Regions from separate parts of the Mus musculus genome. Here region 2 is linked to region 1. A link is a loop called in an ENCODE intact Hi-C map of the cell type or tissue named here. Cell type or tissue: left cerebral cortex. All regions are shown on one strand.

Region 1 (2,500 bases):
CCTGGCTGAGGCTCCCTGGCAATCCAAGGACCTCAGGAGTCCGTCCGCAGAGACTGAGCGATCCAAGGACGACTGGAAAGAGAAAGACTGGAAACTGAGTTCTGGCCTGTTCTGAGACTCCTGACCCGCCAGACAAAAGTCCTTCTTCCTTACAGCCCAGCCTATCTGGTTCCTGCCTCTTCTCTCCTCAAACCTGGCGCATGAGGGGCACAGTAGGACCCTAACCCTTTTTCAGATCCAGCCTTCTTTCCCCAAGGCTCAGCATAGAAACCTGAGTGGGCCTAGGGGAAGAAGTGTGGGTGGGAGGTCTCCCGGAGGGGGAAAAATCGGTCTGAGTTTTCCAGACTCTCCAGGTCCCTGCCACCGCCCCCCTCCTCCAGATCCTCGGCCAGCGGGGGTTGGGGGGAGAGTTCTGGCAGAGACTGAGAGTTCCTCAGTTCCTGAGGAAATGTGGGCAGTAAAGAGTAGGGTCTGGGACTAAGAAAGGGGATAGGACCCAAAGGTTGAAGAAACCCTGGCCAAAGACTGTGTCTGGGTTGCCCGACTCCCTGCCTGCCCACCCACCTCCCCATGAGCCTTCTATCTTGAAACCTGGGCTAAGAGCTTACCTCTAAAAGAACAAAAGCAGACTTTTATCTCTGCCTTGCTCATAATATTTGTGGAGGTTTCAATCTTGCCCCTCTATGCTCTTGGGGGTCATCTGAAATATCTGGCATTCTCATGGTACCACATGAAGACCACACAGAGCTGTAGAAGGGCCCTCCAGTTCATTGTGTCTAGTTACATGCATAGGAATGTTGCCTCTTGCAACATGTTAGGGTTCCTAACATTGTGAAGTCTACCCAAGTTCACCTGGCCCCTCACCTCCAGTCACATCCCAGAGAGTACCTAGGACTCTCAGCCTCAGGACCTGTCTGCTGCTTCTGCTCATTCAGGAACCCTCTCTCCTCTTGGGTATCCTGCCTACCTCCCAGAGGTTAATTTTTCCAAGCATACAAGACAAGCTTCTCTTTATCAAAACTGAGTTCAATCCTCCCAAGCAAGAGACCTTGACCTTTAGTTTAGGTAACCCAAGATATGTCCTCCTGGCTCTCCACGCTGGGCTTTAGCTACCCCAACTCTCTTTCTCAGTCATCATTGAAGTTTGGAAGGCTCTGGAGGTAGGGAACTGGCACTATTCGTTTCAAAAACCACCGGTGTAATTCATAAATAAGGCCTCATCCTTTCTCAATTTTAAGCAGAATTTTAAAGACAAGCTCAATGGGTTAGTTTGTCCAACAAGCAACAACTTCTCCACAAACTGACTGCTAGAAGGCCAAGCGATGCTACAAGATGAAATTCCTCCGAGTCGGCACCAGGTGTCGCTGTGAGCTCGTTGTCCCGACTACCCCCCAATTCCAAGAACCATTTTTTTTTCCTCCCCCTTGCTTCTCTTTCTCTTTCATCCCCCCCCCCCCAACCCCCGGGCTTTGCCAACATATCAAGATGCGTTTCGCCGGCTTCCATCACTAACCTCCCGGAGGTCATCAAGCCAAATTTATGAGTGGCCGCTCCAGTCACGTGACTCTATTTAAGGCTCCCTTATTTGGGAAGAGCGCATAGGATAAAGAAAGAGATATCTCCACCTATAAATTGTGCACTTTGGAGAACAAAAACCCCCTCAACTTCAAAGAGTCACAAATCACCCTTAATCAAAAAGGGTGCAGAAATTTTTTTTGGGCCCTCCCCGCCATGAGCTCCTACGTAGCCAATTCATTCTATAAGCAGAGCCCCAATATCCCTGCCTATAACATGCAAACTTGTGGGAACTATGGATCGGCCTCAGAGGTGCAGGCATCCAGGTACTGCTACGGCGGATTGGACTTAAGCATCACTTTCCCACCGCCTGCGCCTTCCAACTCTCTCCACGGGGTAGACATGGCTGCCAACCCCCGGGCTCACCCCGACCGCCCCGCCTGCAGCGCCGCGGCCGCTCCGGGACACGCTCTGGGCAGAGACGAAGCGGCTCCTCTGAACCCTGGGATGTACAGTCAGAAGGCGGCTCGCCCGGCGCTGGAGGAGCGAGCTAAGAGCAGTGGGGAGATCAAAGAGGAGCAGGCGCAGACAGGGCAGCCTGCCGGACTGAGCCAGCCACCGGCCCCGCCACAGATTTACCCGTGGATGACCAAACTGCACATGAGCCACGGTAAACTTTAGGACTTCATTTTGCGCGCTCGGGTCCGCCTGGGTTTTATAGGCCATGCGGGGCAAATAAAGAAAAAAAACCTGCGGCCATAAATTTTACGATCCAGGCATCAATGGCTCGTAAAACTGTCCACTAAAAGGCTTAGAGGCTGTGTGCGCCCAAATTTACGACGACATAATTGGATCATAGGAACAAAACGTGTATAAAAGGCAATATTCAATTTTGGGGGGAGAGGGAGGGAGTTAAAAAAATAGAGGGATCTGAAGGGTGAGGAGCATGGGGCTCCAGAGTGGGGATCCCCCCGCGGCTCCCTCC
Region 2 (2,500 bases), 300 kb after region 1:
GCATTTTGAGGCCAGGCTGGGCACAAAGTGAGACTTTGTTTTAAAAACAAACAAACAAGCAAACAGACAGATGACCCCTGTTTTGTGGTTAGTTGGTGGGGCTGCTAAGCAAGAGACTGAAGGACTATAATGTACCCAGGGTTCATTCCCCAGCACCAAAAAGAAAGATAAGAAACATGGGAGGAAGGACAAGTTTAGGGAGGGGAGGGAATGATATATTCTATTTTGAAACATCAAGTTTGGGGCTTATCAGTTTCCCAGCCTCTCCAACTCATTTTTCCTAGTCCCTCTGTGCCATCCTCCCCACACCAAGACAGCCATTATTCTCCACCTATTCAATTTTTATGTTTAGTTATTTATTTTGTGTGTGTAGGTCAGGGGAGTGGGGGGACGTACATGCCACAGTGCAGATAAATAACTTGAGGGAGCTGTGTTCTAAGGATCAAGGACTAAGGTAATCGCAGCACTCAAGAGTATGGGTGCTTTGTTTGCACGTATGTCTCTGCATCATGTGCATGCCTGGTGTCCAGGGACAAAAAGTATCATGGGACTGGAATTACTTAATCACTCATTGGATGCTGGGAACTGATTTTGTATCCCCTGAAAGAGTAGCCAGTGCTCTTAACTACTTAGCTATCCCTCTAGCCCTAGTCTCCCCCTCCTCCCCTCCCCTCCTTTTTTGAGCTGCAAACTAAAAACCCCACTTGCTGGGGCCCCACTTCAGTTGATAAACCTAGGGGCCCCTATTTCACTCTCCTTCTTCTTTCAATCAGCATCCTACCTTCTCTGCTTCCACAAAACTGGGAGGTGGGGAGAGATGTGAGAAAGACAACCAATCATGGGACCATCAAAGACTGGCTTGAGTCTGAGGCTTTATTATTATTTTTTCTTGCCTATTGCCTAGTAGCGCTAGATGGCATGAGGGCACAGGGTGAAGGGATGTGTCACTCACAGTTCTTCAGACTACTCAGGCTGGATTCTGAGGTTGTAGGGGCACCCTGCAGGGCACCAAGTGCCTTAAGCCACAGGCCATCTGGGGCCTATGAGAGAGTATTGTAGCAGATCTGCAGATGGCACAGCCTCGGTGGCCTTGGATATGGGTCTCAAAGGATCCTTAAAAAGACTCAGGCCTGCTTGTTGGATTTGCAGATTAGGAAACTGAGGTTCAGAGAGGACAATGATTGACCAAGAATCAGTATATGAGACCCATCCCTCCTTCCTCTGCCTGTCTTGTTGTGGATTCCCAATGAGTCACAAAAGTCTGGGTTCCTTCCTTCCTTCGTCTGGGTTTAGACCCCTTCACTAGAATTGAAACACATTATCGAACGGGAGACTCCTTTTATGCATCCTTAGCGCCGCCTAGTGGAGTTTTAGCGAATCCTCAACAGCTTCAGCTGTAGTCTCAGAAATGATTTCCTTCTAGCCAAGTTTACAGGAGCTAGACAGGGCCTGGGAGTTTTTGCTGGCTTTACACAGCCTCTTCCCAATCTCATTTCCCGATATCCTTCCTTAGGTGTCAGACTTCCTCACCATAAGTCGCATCTTCCGAGCAAATCACTACCCAAACAGCAAGCAAAGACAGTCTGAGTCCTTGGCGAGAGGGCAGAACAAATCCAGACTTTATTGTCAAGGAGAGAGAAAGAGGGAGGGGGTTTGCTACATTGTCAAGCAGAAAGAGTCCATGGGGAGGGGAGGGCCAGTGGGGGCCAGTCCCCATCCCGGGTCGGCGGCTGGAAGGGCTGACCACACGGAAACCACAGAAGGGACGGGTTGGGGGTCACGCCCCCGCCCGAGTTGTGCAGTGGAGGTGTCACGGGAGGGGGCAGCCATGAGGTCTAGGAACTGGAATGGGGAGGCTACAGACGGCAAATCCTGCGGAAAGGGACGGGCCGGGGGCGGGGGCGAGGCTTCTATTGCTTTTTGCTCACAGTTTTGCGGAAGGCGAGGCGGGGGTGGGCTTGGACTGGACACCCCTTGCCCCCCTTGGTACCCCTTGGGCGATGGGTGCTGGTGAAAAGAATGGAACCCGGACCGGGGAGGAAGAAGGCGAGGGAAGGGTCTATGAGGGCATCTCCTTGGTCCCACCCAAGTGCCTGAGATGCCCCCAAGTGCTGCCCCCTGCGATGGGCCCGACTGGACCCGGGGCTGGGGCATGGTGCGGGGCGGGCACAGTGAGGTTGCAGGCGGTAAAACCAAAGTGCTTACGAGGGACCCAGGATCCCGCCTGTTCCCCTCCTCCTGCGGGAGGATGGGGTTGTTCACGGAAGCGCTTTAGTTTGGGGTAGGGGAGCCGGAGTCCCAGAGTCCGCTTATTGCCAAGAAAATCCATGTTCTCCCCCCGGGCCCCGACCATGGCTTGTGAACCCCGTTTTGTGCTAGGTTTGGAGGGGAAGGGTTGGATGGACATGGCTTTTGGGAGGGGGTGTCTCCGAGGGGGCTCGGGGGTGAGACGGCCCCCCTCTTTTCTAGGGGAGAGGGAAGGGCAGGGGGCGGGGTTCCC

What was found. A loop is a pair of places that touch in the nucleus more often than their neighbours do. Peaks named below come from ENCODE experiments on the same cell type or tissue, not always from the same donor. Only the 100,000 strongest peaks of a DNase experiment are listed, where the experiment ranks them.
Region 2: a loop joins it to region 1, with 2.1 times the contacts of the local background. A loop is called at or near these places in 2 of 42 quality-filtered maps.

The regions. Positions count from the first base shown.
Region 1 is chr15:103,012,351-103,014,850 of GRCm38, forward strand. Hoxc5 (homeobox C5) reads left to right here and starts at 1,658. Exons shown (of 2, transcript NM_175730.5): 1 at 1,658-2,185. The coding sequence starts at 1,732. In left cerebral cortex, a CTCF peak has its summit at 1,340 (motif pointing right); a DNase peak (open chromatin) is centred at 1,365.
Region 2 is chr15:103,312,299-103,314,798 of GRCm38, forward strand. It overlaps Zfp385a (zinc finger protein 385A), which reads right to left. Exons shown (of 8, transcript NM_013866.2): 8 at 1,597-2,500. Among named protein-coding and RNA genes, the nearest start is that of Gpr84, 3.1 kb to the left of the region's middle. In left cerebral cortex, a CTCF peak has its summit at 1,366 (motif pointing left); a DNase peak (open chromatin) is centred at 1,370.